4 separate regions of the Homo sapiens genome follow, and all the other regions are linked to region 3. The links are chromatin contacts, found by Hi-C or POLR2A ChIA-PET in ENCODE. All regions are on one chromosome and are shown on one strand. The core of a region is the stretch at or near the end of the contact, and the rest is flanking DNA. Distances in the headings are between cores, read along the strand shown. Region 1 has its middle 130 kb from the start of DUSP10. Region 2 has its middle 9.2 kb from the start of TRT-TGT2-1. Region 3 has its middle 16 kb from the start of LINC02257. Region 4 overlaps DUSP10 (dual specificity phosphatase 10).

Region 1 (3,803 bases), core at 214-2,713, 380 kb before region 3:
TGCCCTAGAAGAGTCACTTAGAAGGTTCTAAGAAGTTGGTAAATAGACTATAAAGATCAAAGAAGTACTTGCTCTCATAAAAATTGTCACTGAGGAAAAGAAGGCAGTAAATTATAGCAATATATTGATCAGAATCCAGGTCAAGTAAATTTTGCACCCAAAATATCAAAGCTGGATTCATACTGCTCACTTCCACCTGTGAATGTCTAGCTACATATAGTTTTTAAATTTACAAAATAATACTGAAATGTCAGATTAGCAGACCAAAAAAAAATTTTTTTTCAAGAGAATAGTTGCTTTAGACCCTCACAGCTTTATCCCCTACTAAAGTCAACACGTAAACTGAACTTTGAAAAGATATTTTATGTGTTGCAGGCAATTTTCACAGATGGAAATTAACTGAGTTAGTAAAATTCTGAATTACAGAAGATTCTAAAATAATTGTGATTGTAATACTGTTTCATACAGTAACAGCAGTTGTGTAAACTGTTGACCCAAGTAGGGTCTGAATTAATGAGTAAAAAAAAAGAAGTAATGCCCTTACATTTGTATAACATTTACCAACATATAAAGCATTTTCATATTTGCTTATTTAATTACAATGCTGTGAAGCAGTTAAGAAAAACTCTAATGTCGGCAGATTTCCCAGCATCACAAAGAATATAAATGTGGTAGAGCAAGACCTTGACCCTTGATTATCAGCCTCCAAAGCCAATACTCTTCACATCACAAAACTCTGTTCCAGTTCTAATTAATTACAGATCATTGACAATAAACAATTTATTGGCTGAAGTCCATATAATCATTTCCTCTGATTTATTTTACGTTTCTTCTTCTTAACTGCCTTTTACATGGCAGCTGCAGAGATACACTGCTATCAGGCCTGGATTGAATTATTATACATTCCTACTGAGTGAAATCACAATTGATAAGGCTTTGGTATAATTGAAAAGATTGTTGGCGTGTTTTGTTTTATTTAATTGCATCAAGAAGCCTGAGAAGAAGTGGGAAGCTGAAAGCAAGAGCAAGTGACTAGGAAGGGAACAGGATGAACAGCACTGCCCAGGGACTTTAAAAGAAGAATCTGGAGGTGTGACAAGATAAGAGAGGGACTGGATGAGTGGGTCTGATGTGCGACAAGATAAGAGAGGGACTGGATGAATGGGTCTGATATGCGACAAGATAAGAGAGGGATTGGATGAATGGGTCTGATGTGAAGAGGATAAGAAAGTCACAGAAGCAGCTGGTTCTGTTATGCCACACTCACAATAACATAAAAAGCCCACATAGCACAGACTAATTTGGCAGTAATCTGAAATAGAAATGCATTAATCCAATTACTCTTCTTGGCAGCCCAAACCACCTACTACCTACGAGCTTTTAGAATCTTAACTCCAGGGCTAGGATGACAAAATGAGTTCCCAGAATAAACAAATCCCATTTTAGGGCAGGATGAGTCATCTTGGGAGGCCTTTATGGCCAGGGGCCATGTTTCCTCCCTGACGTGAATGAAGCCAGCTTCCTACTTTGTGTCTAGGAAGCCTCTCCCTCCTCTGTCCTATCCTCTAACCAGTGCCCACAGCTTTGAAAGATAAACCAAAGTTTGTCTTTTTTCATTTATAGTCACAGTTGTTGCTCATCTCATGGACAAGATTTCTGCTATCCTCAGATGTGTAGATTAGTCAAATATGGGTGTGTAACATCTCAGATGATTGAATTTATAAAACATTGCTGGGCTAGAGAAGGAATATTATTAGGCACTACCTGGGGAGAAATTGAAGATAAATATCTTAAAATTTGAGAATTGGAAAAAATGTTGATTTCTTTTTTTGTGTGGCAGTGAAGCCTTTCCTTCTTGCAGATAAATAGTTAAAATATATAAAACTGGAACTTGATCTATTTCAAAAACATGAGATTTTATAATTAGAAAGAACCTACAAATGAGATAGCAAATAGTTCATATTTCACCTACGGATGTGACCAGTTTTTGGTGACCATCTGCGTCATGTTGAGATGAATGGATGTGTTTGGGCTTAGGCAAAAAGGTGGTCATGATGGATGGATGGATTGCTAATGGCTGCTCTCAAGTTCACTATTGTAAATTTTAAACACAAATAAAATCCTACAGTGGTCACATAATGTGACAATGGTAGTAACTCAAGTTCTTTTTCTTTGTCTTTACAATCACTGAACCATCATATTTGTCTCCAATCTACTGTTCAGATTTGGTACTATGTAGCATCACAGGGCTTGGAGATAAACTGCACTGCACTCGAAGCAAGCTGGAATCATTCTAAATCATCACAAACTTCCCCTCAAAACAAATGGCTGTAGTTGAGTCCACACATTGTTCCTTATTGACTATATACTGGAGAGTTCCTCCAACTTACTTCGGAATACAATACAATGTTTGTAAAAGAACATAATGTTTATTAAACACATCAATAAGAAAAATGAGCTAATTTGAAACTTACATATATGTTATTAGAACAAACTAGTAACTGTTTAATTATTTAGAGCTTAGGAAAAATGTTTTTCAAGGAAGATATTTTATGATTGACTTTTTTTTAGAATTGCTTGCATCCTGTGAAGACAGACAAGCCAACTTTAGTGAGCTTTTTTTTAAAAAATTATTTTCTATAGACAGTGCATCCCCTTATTGCCTACCTCTGGGCAGACAGCTCCCAAAAGCCCATGCCTACACGCTGCCCATGGCATCTATGCAGGTATTTGACACCCTGATCCTCTATAATCCTCATTCTATGAGCCCCAGTAAAATGACCTATGTAAGATAGTGCAGGTACAGAGCTGGGATTAATACTTCAATTACTTGAATCAGAGGTTGATCTAATTTAATAGATAATCCCAGTTTTTCCTCTGAACTGCAGTGCCACCTCTGTCAAGTATCAACTTTCCATCTAAGTATGAATCTATTTCTGTGCTCCCTATTCTGTTCAATTAATCAATATGCCTATTCCCATGCCAATGTATCTAGCATAATGAAGAAAAACCCTGGATATCAGGTAGGGTAGGTGCCCACCATGATTATTTTCCCTCCAAATTGCCATGGATTTTTGTTGGCTCTGATTTTCTTCATTAAAAATTGTAAGACCAGGCTATCTGGTTCAATGGAGAAAGTTGTTGCGATTTTGATTGGAATTTTGTTTGAATTTATAGATCACTTTGGCAAGCATTGTCACCTTTGCAATGTCTTTTTCCTTTACACAAATTTCATATATCTTTTCTTTTGTTTGCATTAACATCTTTCAAGAATATTTTATATTTTTTCATAAATGTATGGTTACACATTTCACAAGTTGACTTTTAAATGCTATAAATTTTTGTGCTCATGAATTTCCAGCCCTCAGTTTTTGGTGTCTAGAAACATAATTGACCTAGTGTATCAATTTTATTTCATGCACTATGACTAAACTCTTTTATTAATCCTGACACTATACCTGAAAAAGCTTTTGGATTTTCTATGCAGACAATTATGTAACCAATAAATAATCTGCTGGGTTTTCCTTTTTATTCAATTATTTTTTTATTTTACTTAGTTTTTTGTGTGCATATGTTTATTTTTTTGCTTGTCTTATGGCTCTGGCTAGGACCTCTTTTGGGGATCAGGGGAGGACAAGAGTCTTGCTGTGTCACCCAGGCTGGAGTGCAGGAGCACTAACTCCTGGACTCAAGCCATGTTTTGGCCTCAGCCTCCCAAGTAGCTGGGACTACAGGCACGTGCCACAGTGCCCATCTAATTTTAAAATTTTTTGTAGAGACAGGGTCTCGCTATGATCCCCAGA
Region 2 (3,601 bases), core at 265-2,764, 460 kb after region 3:
GGTGTGACAACACTTACCTTGCAGGTAGTCATGAGCATTAAATAGAGGAAACTAATCTTCCTAAAGTGCTGGTATCGTGCTTGCTGTTCCAACCCTGATAGCCATCATTACATTATTACAAGTCAAGCTGAAGGGCAGGAGAATAAATTGTAAGAATTTATTAAGCGTGGGTAGGGACCGAGTCTGGGCAGCCACAAGCAAAAATGGGAAAGGGATTCGCATGGTGGGAATGGCATTTGCCCATCTCCATTTTCGAGGCCTCTCTCTGGGTTCAACAGTTCTTCTAAGATCACATATGGCTGTCTGGCCACTTTAGTTGTAAGCTTTCTCTGCTTCCAAGAGATGTGAACTCATTTCAAGCAGCTCATTGGCAGCCCTCCTGCCCATTCTATGCATATTTTACAGAGGAGAGCTTTGAAGCTTAAGCAAAATGGCATTTGCAAGGTCACAGAGCTCACTGGTGGCAGAGCTGGGATACAGGACTATTGGATTCAAAGCCCCCCACCCACTCTTTACCTCCCTCCCCTTTCTAAAGCATGACCCACTGGAGCTTTCACGGTGGGGGCTATAGATTGTGGAAAAAAGTGGCAACATGACTGTGAACTTGCATCTGATCCAGTGATTCCAAATTCCCTTACAATTGAGGCAGAGACTCCGCCAAAGGGACTGGTGAGCCCTGTGACTGGCCCCATCACCATGACAACACTCCTGTTCCAGCGCCTCAAGGGATCTCCACTCTCCTACCTTCTCACGTAGGTGGGAAAGGTGGCGTCCTCACCTACATGTACGGCCAGGACTCCCATAATTTAAGAAGAGCCAGCTAGATCACTAAAATGGTCTCCATGCTACACGTTACAACTGCACATCTCAGCACCCAAAGCCTTCACTGGAGAGAGAAAACCGTGCCTGGGTGACTCGTGACTCGACATTGGCTCCGGACGTGTCAGTACAGAGGAACGTCGGTACCGGATCCCAGACATAGGGCTGAGCCCAGCTGGTTCTCATTCTCTTCTGGGGCCAGGCCTGCTGCTGGTTTCATTTAATTGAATATTTTGATTGTTTGATTTCTGTAGCCAGAAGCCTGTAGGCAGTAAATGCCCTTTTCCATCAGTTCAAGAAAGAAAATGTACCTGCCGAGGTAGTATCTGCTTCGCTGAGCTGCTGACTTATTTTAAGAACTAAATCTTTCCTGTTACTATATTTTTCACTCTGGGGTGTGCGCGCTCCAAGACTGACAGTAACTCAGGTCTAGGACAGGAGCGTCCTCTCGGCGATGACTTAGCGCCACCTACTGACCACTTGCTCAACAGCGGCCACGTTCAGCAACCACGGTGATCTCGACAGACACGAAAATGTTCTGTGCTCTCAACGAGAAGTTCTGCATGTATTCTTCCCTTCTCACATAGCAGAGCTTGCCTAGCAGAATTGTGCTCCTTTTATTTTTTAATATAAGTAAGTTAAGACACAGGGCTCCAGCAAGAAAGCTGAGCAAGTTCTCCATTTGGCAACTGTTTCATACTTCCCGACTTTGGCGGCTGTCATTTATAAATGATGAGCTCATGAGTGAGGAGGCTGATGCAACCCCCAGGGGCCCAAAACACAAGCATGGAGAAAGACAGCCCTCCTGTGGGATCTGATGCAATCGTCTTGTCTTCTTTAGGCTTTGATACCAGTGTTTCTAAACTTTAGGTGCAAGATTATCCTCACAGCACCTCTAAGGAGTATAAACCCCAGGGTTATTACTTACCGGTTACCACAGCAACTCATATGTAAAGAGTTGGAAAGTCCTTCCTCTGTGGTGATTGAGAGTAGACATGGAGCTGTTTGCAACCCCCTAAACACATTGCCCCCTTGCCACACAATAGCAAAAATTGAGAATTATCATCCTGTCACCACCCAGTGGCTCTGGGCCCTCAAGCTCCCAATTACTTACAGATATCTACAGCAGAGTCTCTTGACCTTCGCACCATCGGGTCAGATAGGTCTTTGTTGTTGGGAGGCTGCCTGCGCATTATGAGCATTTAGTAGTATCCTTGGCCTCTACCCACTGGTGTCACTGGCACCCCACCACTGTCCCCAAACCTCCACCCCTGTTATAACAATCAAAATACCTATAGACATTGCCAAATGTTTCCTGGGGGTACAAAATCACCTCTGCTTAAGAACCACCTATCTGGAAGGCAAATACATGGAATATAAGAAGAACAACAACAGTAATAATTACTAGTACTGCTATCATTTAAAAGGTAAAATTGCACCACCAGCTAATGGATAAGTCATCGGCTTCCTAAAAGGCACTAATTACGTGCTGAGACTTTTATGGCCTTATCTTATTTAGTCTTCACAACCAAGAAACCAGTCTGTGTTGACAAAACATTCACATTACAAGGAAACTGAAGATCAGAGATGCCAAGTAACTTGGCCAAGGGTGCAGAGCTGTCAGTGGCTGAACTACCATTTGAAACCAGACTTTCCTGACTGTAAAATCTGAGCCTGTCACCACCTCCAGATCCTGAGGTCACATAGCACAGATAGTTCTGGAACAGTCCTCACTCTCAAAAGTTCTGCCAGAGTATGCTAGCACTATTCAAATAATATATCTAGATTTAGATTTAAAGACATAAAGACTGTAGCTATCCTCTGTAAGAAATTGACCCAAAGTGTGACTGCTGTGGAGGTTTTCCAATAGGGGAATAGAGCGGGCCAGAGTCTTGGCCAGTAATTGACTGTATGGCCTTTATTTGGGGTCAGTTACTTAAGCTCTTGAAGTCTCTTCTTGTTCATATATAAGATAAAAAATTTTGTCAGAGCAATGGTACTCAACTCTGGCTGCACATTAAAATCACTTGGGTAGCTTTTTGCCATGGTTTGGATCTGTGTCCCCACCCAAATCTCATGTAATCCCCAATGTTGGAGGTGGGGCCTGGTGTGAGGTGGGATTGGATCATGGGGGCAGATTTCCCCCTTGGTACTGTCCTCAAGATACTGAGTTCTCATGAGATCTGGTTGTTTAAAAGTATGTGGCACCTCCCTTCTCTTTCTCTTTTGCTCCTGCTCCTACCGTGAAGACATATCTGCTCCCCATTTGCCTTCTGCCATAATTGTAAGTTTCCTGAGGTCTTCCCAGAAGCCAAGCAGATGCCAGCATTGTGCTTCCTGTACAGTCTGTGGAACCATGAGCCAATTAAACCTCTTTTCTTTATAAATTACCCAATCTTGGGTGTTTGTTTGTGGCAATATGAGAATAGCCTAATACAGAAAATTGGTACCAGGAGTAGGATATTGCTATAAAGATACCCAAAAATGTGAAAGCAACTTTGAAACTGGGAAATAGGCAGAGGTTGGAAGAATGTGGAGGGCTAGAAGACAGGAAGTTGAGGGAAGGTTTGGAACATCCTAGAGAGTTGTTTAATGGTTGTGATTAAAATGCTGACAGTGACGTGGACAGTGAAGTCCAGCCTGAAGATGTCTCAGATGGAAATGAGGAACTTATTGGGAATGAGTAAAGGTAACCTTTGCTATGCCTTATCAGACAGCTTAGCTGCATTATGCCCCTGCTCTAGAGATCTGTGGGACTTTGAACTTGAGAGTGGTAATTTAG
Region 3 (3,672 bases), core at 548-3,047:
AGTAGCTTCTAACTAGGGACTTTACCAATCAGAAACCACCAACTAATCTCTAACTAGGGACTTTCCATTTTAACCAATCAAATGCTTCCTCTGTCTTTCTTTCACAAACACCGTATAAAAGTATCCCCTTCGCACCCCTTCAGTGGAGTGCCAAACCACTTGTGGTCTAATGCTGCCCAGGTCATGAAATGCTGAATGCTCAAACTCATTAGAATGTTAATATGCCTAAGTTCATTTTTTAACAATCCTTACATTAATCTTAAGAGGTAGATATTGTTTTCCACAATATAAAGCTAAGCAAAGTTGGGCATGAAGAGAGTAATACATTCCCTTGTGTCCACAGAGTTAGCACATGATGGGGCAGTGATCAGGCCAAGGTGTATTGGATTCTATAGCATTCCCTCTTCGAGATGTGAAATTTTACCTGGACCCTAAACAATCACAAAGATGTCTCCCATTAGTGAAGGGGAAGTTTCTCCGAGTAGAAGGAGCTAAAAGAACAAAATCAGAGAGTTTGGATTACACTAGTGGTCACAACGTAAAGGCAGACACAGGCAGTCTCAGGACATAAGGTTGGAAGACAGGTAACTCCAAATGTTCTAGATGCTCTTCTGGGCTGCTGTGCTCTAGGGACTGAGGAGCTATGGAAATGGGAGCAACTTGACTTGATTTTTGCCCTTTAAAGCTGCTTCTTTAACAACAGTGTAAAGCAGTGGTCCCCAACATTTTCGACATCAGGGACAGGTTTGTGGAAGACAATTTTTCCACAGACCGGATTGGAGGGATGAATGAAGTGTATTACATTTATTGTCCACTTTATTTCTATTATTATTACCTTGTAATATATAATGAAATAATTTTACAACTCATCATAATGTATAATCAGTGGGAGCCCTGAGCCTGTTTTTCTGCACTACAAGGTCCCATCTAGGGGTGATGGGAGACAGTGACAGATCCTCAGTCATTACAGTCTCATAAGGAGCACACAACCTAGATCCCTTGCATGCACAGTTCACAATAGGGTTCATGCTTCTATTAGAATCCAATGCCAACACTGATCTCACAGGAGGTGGAGCTCAGGTGGTAATGCCAGTGATGAGGAGCAGCTGTAAATACAGATGAAATTTTGCTTGATTGCCTGTCTCTCACCTGCTACTGTGAGGCCTGGTTCCTAACAGGCCATAGACTGATACTGGTCCATGGCCCAGGGATTGGAGACCCCTGGTGGAAAGGATGAATTAGAAAAGAGTGAGATTGTGTTCATTCATTTACTCATTTGCAGGCACTCATGAAATGATACTGGGGAAAGGAGACCAGTGAAAAAATGACAGCAGTAGCCCAGAAGAGAGATGATGAGGACATGAGCCAAGCTCTTGCTTCCCTGTCTTTGACATTTCAGTACATGGAGAAGACCTAGGAAAGCCCATAGGGCATATGCTTGGAATTCTGAGAGCTATCGGGAGGTCTAAAGTAACCCCTGAGCCAAGATCTTTGGGGCTACATAATAGAAATGAATTTAAACTAGACCTGAAGGTTTGTACCTTTTTACAAGAATGCTTCAGAAACAGACCTGGTCCTCAAAGCTTCAAGGCCCAATGGGGATTCTTATCTCCTTTGGGAAGGAACTAGGGAGTCTTGATTCAAATGTCTCCGGACCCTCCCGAATATATATCCTCTTAACAGAAGAAAGAGCTGTTCTCGCTTAACCAGGCCTCTAATGCTAGTTAGAAAAAGAACAGGGTTCTAAGACATCAACTGCTTGCCTGAAAGGGGAAGAGAATCAGCTGACTCATATACTGGTCCTTTTAGGCTGCATGGTTTGAGTCATGATGCTCAGGAGAGTTTCCAGCACAGCAGACCTCAGGGAAGGCAGGGCTTAAATCCAGGTAGCCCACTGTGGAGTCAGGAAAGCTGTAGGGACAAACTGGAAGTTGATGGCAGAGAGGTGTTTTCACTGAGGTGCAGATCAACACAGCACCATCCTACAGCCCCATGGAGTCCAAAGGGAGGCCAAGAGGATGTGGAAAGAGTGAGATGGTACACCCACTTCCTAGAGTTGCACTGACTTTTAGAGTTGCACTGACTCTAAAAGTGATCAGAAAATGGAAATGATGGTGTTTCCTGTTCAGTTTGAGACCCAAGTAACTGGCCTCATCTTCACCTCTATCAAAGAACTCACTTCTCAACTTGACTCTCAACCAGTACCTATTCTTCCTCCCATTACTTAGACGGGCGACAAGGTTAATGCACAGCTCACTAAGAGTTAGATAACCTAGAAGAGTCAGAAGAGTTCTGGTTCCTTCTCTGCCACTTACTAGATCTCTGGCTTAGCCTCATTTGCTTTGTCTTTTTATTACAAAAACAAAGAAACTATAAAATGATGGGTTTAGAAGAACAGACTTCCCTTTAAGGTCTCTTCCAGTTATAACAATCTCTTATTTGATTCATTCTCCAAGCCTCCCACTCCTTACTGCACTTATTTTAATCTTTTTTTTTCTCCTTTCTCTGTGTTTTCTTGCTTATGAAATGAGTGTGTGTGAGTAATGTTCATATGCTGATGAACACAGTTGGGTCTTTGTCGTCCGTGATAATGAGAAATGGATCATGTGGATAACCCCAAACTGAAAACACTGTTCAAGTATGTGACGGAGGAACATTCCAGTCTGACTAACAATCTAATGTTTAGTTAGGGCTGCACTCACTGAGTATCCATTATCTAGTTAGCAGGATGGGCAGAGAGAAGTTAACTGGGTTAACTGGGTTAGTTTGTGAAAAATAGGGACTGATGCTGCGATGTGCACATTGGCCGAGTCTCCTCCACTAAGCAATGGCTTGTTTTGTAAATTAGACTTGCTTGGTTTGTGCGATTAATACTACAATGGCCAGTGTTTAGGACATGCCCAGGGACAGGAGTGGAGGCTGCAGTAAGAAAAGAAAAGATAATTGCTAGAGATTTTAGGAGACTGAGGGACTCAGAACCAAGAAGGGTCACAGTACCTTGGGTCAAGAGTGGCTCAGCCAGCAGTGACGAGGGCATGGCCCCTCCTCTGGGCTCTGCTGTCACCTTGATTCACCCTACAGGTGGCTCTGCACTAAGGAAACCCCCTTGGACATTTACCAGATGGAATTAGACCTCACAGATAGGGGAGCCACTGTGTGCCCATATGCACCTCTGATTCTGCAGCCTGGCCAGGCCAGCTTTTCTGGAATGAAAATGGGTAAGAGGATGCTTCAGGGCTATTTGTGACCATTTCCCTAGGACTCATGTCCTGCTATGCTCCCTGCCCACTCCACTAGCAATCTGGTCTCTAACAAGCCCCTCATGCTCAATTACCCCTTATCAGTTGGTGGAGACATGTGGCATGGGTGTCTCAGGTGAGTTTAAATGTAAATTTGAGCTGAGTCAAGATATTATACAAAGCTTGTGGGAGGCTGAGGTGGGCAGATCACTTGAGATCAGGAGAGTTCGAGACCAGCCTGGCCAACATGGTAAAACCCCGTCTCTACTGAAAATACAAAAATTAGCCAGGTGTGGTGGGGGCGGGGGGGGCACCTGTATTCCCAGCTACTTGAGAGGCTGAAGCCAGAGAATCACTTGAACCCAGGAGGCAAAGGTTGCAGTGAGCCTAGATCGTGCCATTGCACTCCAGCCTGGGTGACAGAGATTTGGTC
Region 4 (3,335 bases), core at 666-3,165, 270 kb before region 3:
GAAGGTCTCAGAGGCCTGCCTGCCTCCCAACTGATCCTAGTGGTCAAAAGCAGTTGCTCAAAGATTGAGTCATTTTCCAAGTCTAGAATGCAAATGGCCATTGTCACCAAGGAAATGGTGTTACAGAGATAAGCAAGTTAAGCTGCAGCACTTAGCTCTCTCAGCTGCTGTTCTCCTAATACATACATCCAAATAAAAGGCAGTCTATTCTTGCAATACTGCAATATAATTCTGAAACTGACTAAGCAGAGTCAGTGCAGACTCCCCAAGTTAAGGCCACAGTCTCAAATAAGAATGCCTTCACTTCCAGATGCTAGCCACAGGTTCAGGGGTTCCCAGGCCACCCACACTTCTAGCCAACTGGTTATAAATTCTGTGGCTTCTACAATGCTTCAGGCTTGATAATTCACTAGAATGACTCACAGAACACAAGCCCTATCTTTATGATGATAGTTTTTATTATAAAAGCTACAAATCAGGAAGAGCCAGATAAAGACACATACAGGGCAATATCTGGGAGGGTCCTGCATATGGAGCTTCTAGGCCCTCTCCTTGTGCAATCAGGACACATTGCCCTGCTGACACAGCAATGTGTTCACTAGGAAGTTTAACTGAGCTTTGGTGTCCAGAGTTTTTATTGGGTTCCATTACTTAGGCATAATTAAATTATTGGCCTTGTGATTGAACTCAATCTTCAGTCCCACTCTCTTCTGCTGAAGAAGATGAACTAATACAAAGCCCTGACCTTCTAATCATGTGGATGTCTTTCTGATGATAAACTCTTATCCTGAGTCATCGCATTAACATAAACACAGGTGTGATCCAAGGGGCTCATCATGCATAACAAAGACACTCCTAACACTCGGGGAGTTCCAAGGGTTTAGAAATTATTTCCCAGGAACTGAGGACAACGGCCAGACAAATTCTCTATTATACAACAGTTTCTTAGTGATGAAGGGTGTGGGCTCTGGAGTCAGGCAGGTCTGAATTTGGCATTGTGCTGTGAGACCTTGGGCAACTTACCTAACCTCTCTCAGCCTCAATTGCCTCATCTAAAAAGTGGGGATAATAATACTGTTATTACCACATTGAGATCGGCAACATTTGATAGACATGGAATTCAGGCTACTATAATAACAAGCATTTTTTTTTTCTAGTAGCTGCATTCAAGAAAGTAAAAACAAACAGGTAAAATATTGCTAATATATTTTTCTTAACATGTGCAAATATCATTTCAAGAGTCAATATTAAAACAATTACTAATGAAATATTTTACATTATTTTCTATATAAAGTCTTGAAATCTGGTATATATTTTACACCTACAGCACATCTCTGTTTGGACTGGCCCCATTTCAAGTGCTCAATGGCCACGTTTGGCTTGCAGCAAGGCTACTATATTGGACGCTGCAGATAGATTTAATACTATTGCTATCCCCATTAAATGAGTTAATGCTCAGTGTCATAATTGTTCCCATTCTACAAATGTTAACTAAAATATGTGTTTGTTTGCATGTGAATGTGTGTGCATGCACATGGAGGGGTAGTGACCAATGACTAAAATCTACGGTGCTATAAGCCACACTACACCAGGAAGTCATTCGGCTCCCATGGAACATCAAATAGCCACTCTATTTTCAGGAAAAGAAACACTTCAACTTGGAGAAGAGAGGCTCTCTGATCGATTAACTACAGCATGCTCTTTTATTTCAGCACTCCAACATCTCCCAGTGCACGTTTTAATATGAGCCAAATCAAGTAGCCACGACAATAGCTTTGAATGAGAAAAGACACCCCAAAAGCAGTGCGCAGATACATGGGGATGCCTGAAGGAGCTCAGAATGGCTTAAGGAGTAGGGGGAAGAAAAACTGCAGAGAGGAGCTTTGACTCACTGAGTCATTGAGCAACTGTTCTGTGCCCTCTCAGGCTACTTCCCACAGCCACCGCCCAGCCAACAGCTAGCTGCACCCAGCCAATCACTCACTCCACTCCCTGGAAAAAGCTCCACATTGGGAAGCCAGAAGAATGTCACTAGCAAGAGATTGATTTCAAGGTAATTATTTAGGCAACTTTGTAGCATCTCATTCTCAGGCCTAAAAGTGTTCTCAAAGTTTGTTTTAATAAATGCATGTATTAATATGAAGTCTCTGTGTCTTTTAATAATGATATACCACATTCAGCTCCTCCCAATCTTTGTAAGAGAGGGCTTCCTGGACTCCATAACCACAGCATTCCTCCAGCTCTTTCTATTCACTGGAGCAGAAATGGGGCTTTCTAGCCATCCTCAAGGTAGGAATTAAGAGATTCACCTAGTAAGTGTACATGAATAGATTTTTACATAATATGCAAAATTAATTATAATATACTCAACCAATTCACATATTTTATCAAGGAAGACAAGCTAATTATCTGTCAAAGAATTATCTCCTATTTAAAGGGCACTTTACCTCAATTTGGCAAAATGAACTAATGGGAATTATCTTTCCATTCTGATGTGTTTTTGCTGCCTGTGTTTGCTTAAGCCCCTAGAAGACTTCAGCACTGCACTAAAACCTCAGGATTTAGAAAAGTTGAGAGGAAGGGAGACACAAACACATCTACTCAGCATCTCACTAAATCTACCTCTTGCTGCTTTTATTGTCCCTTTCAGAGTGTTTTATCTACAGTGTAAAACTGGGAGTGACTCATATTTATGAAATAAGGAGCCGTTGTTAGCCTTGCCAGATCATTCACTTCCACAATAGCTTCTGATTTTTAATAGCGCTGAGTGGTGCTTCCTCATGTCCTCACTCTATCCACCAAAGAGGTCCAAGATCTGCAATATGTGCCTTACAGGACATGTGGTAAACACACACATTCAGGATCAGTATCAAGACCTGTGGTCAAGGATAAAGATGTCCCTAAAAACTCACAACTTTGATAGGTATTTGGATCTTACACTCAGGAAAGAAAAGCAGAAGTTAAAAAGTGAAAGAGAATTGGGGGGAAAAATAAACTCAAACTGGCAACTAGCACCCAAAATGGCAGCTAGTACCCATTTCTCTAAATGGGGAGTGCAGTTGGGTGGGAAGGTGGAGAAAATTCCAAACAAGGGTTTCCTTCAAGAGGTTTCTCTTGTCATACCAAAACCTTGGAAACAATCTTAATTTATATTAATAGGCAAGTAAGTAAAATGTGGTAATAAGACAGGTTACAGCATTAAAGAAGAAAATCTATGATCACAACACAGGAAGCAAAAGTACATGCAATATAAAGTGAAAATGAATTTCAGTTACTATGTGAGAAACCCTGAAAAACATGCACATATATGGGTAGAGAACAAAAAGAAATGTAAA

What was found. Hi-C counts contacts between places; a loop is a spot of excess contacts on that map. ChIA-PET counts read pairs that join two places held with the same protein, here RNA polymerase II (POLR2A). Pooled maps may share reads with other maps.
Region 1: a loop to region 3 is called in a pooled map, with 4 times the contacts of the local background. The contact joins two enhancer-like sites. A Hi-C loop is called at or near these places in 1 of 168 maps with a recorded cell type or tissue (naive thymus-derived CD4-positive, alpha-beta T cell) and 3 of 50 pooled maps. POLR2A ChIA-PET finds 5 or more read pairs at or near these places in 2 of 52 experiments (PC-3 and T-cell).
Region 2: a loop to region 3 is called in a map of IMR-90, with 4 times the contacts of the local background. The contact joins two enhancer-like sites. A Hi-C loop is called at or near these places in 14 of 168 maps with a recorded cell type or tissue (CD4-positive, alpha-beta T cell, CD4-positive, alpha-beta memory T cell, CD8-positive, alpha-beta T cell and 9 more), 5 of 37 single-sample maps with no recorded cell type and 15 of 50 pooled maps. POLR2A ChIA-PET finds 5 or more read pairs at or near these places in 2 of 52 experiments (MCF 10A and PC-9).
Region 4: a pooled map shows a loop between it and region 3 (10-fold over the local background). The contact joins two enhancer-like sites. A Hi-C loop is called at or near these places in 1 of 37 single-sample maps with no recorded cell type and 10 of 50 pooled maps. POLR2A ChIA-PET finds 5 or more read pairs at or near these places in 5 of 52 experiments (AG04450, MCF 10A, activated CD4-positive, alpha-beta T cell and 2 more).

What each region holds. Positions count from the first base shown.
Region 1 is chr1:221,611,193-221,614,995 of GRCh38, forward strand. No RefSeq gene overlaps it. Among named protein-coding and RNA genes, the nearest start is that of DUSP10, 130 kb to the right of the region's middle. Within about 2 kb of position 1,464, at least 7 of the 41 ENCODE cell types and tissues checked have a DNase peak (open chromatin) inside an H3K27ac peak, as active enhancers do.
Region 2 is chr1:222,454,022-222,457,622 of GRCh38, forward strand. No RefSeq gene overlaps it. Among named protein-coding and RNA genes, the nearest start is that of TRT-TGT2-1, 9.2 kb to the right of the region's middle. RefSeq lists an enhancer at 1,364-1,413. Within about 2 kb of position 1,515, at least 10 of the 41 ENCODE cell types and tissues checked have a DNase peak (open chromatin) inside an H3K27ac peak, as active enhancers do; they include IMR-90 and mammary epithelial cell, where a contact is called at or near this core.
Region 3 is chr1:221,992,539-221,996,210 of GRCh38, forward strand. No RefSeq gene overlaps it. Among named protein-coding and RNA genes, the nearest start is that of LINC02257, 16 kb to the left of the region's middle. Within about 2 kb of position 1,798, at least 3 of the 41 ENCODE cell types and tissues checked have a DNase peak (open chromatin) inside an H3K27ac peak, as active enhancers do; they include IMR-90 and mammary epithelial cell, where a contact is called at or near this core.
Region 4 is chr1:221,723,201-221,726,535 of GRCh38, forward strand. The region is part of intron 2 of DUSP10 (dual specificity phosphatase 10); the gene reads right to left. Among named protein-coding and RNA genes, the nearest start is that of DUSP10, 17 kb to the right of the region's middle. RefSeq lists an enhancer at 3,324-3,335. Within about 2 kb of position 1,916, at least 12 of the 41 ENCODE cell types and tissues checked have a DNase peak (open chromatin) inside an H3K27ac peak, as active enhancers do.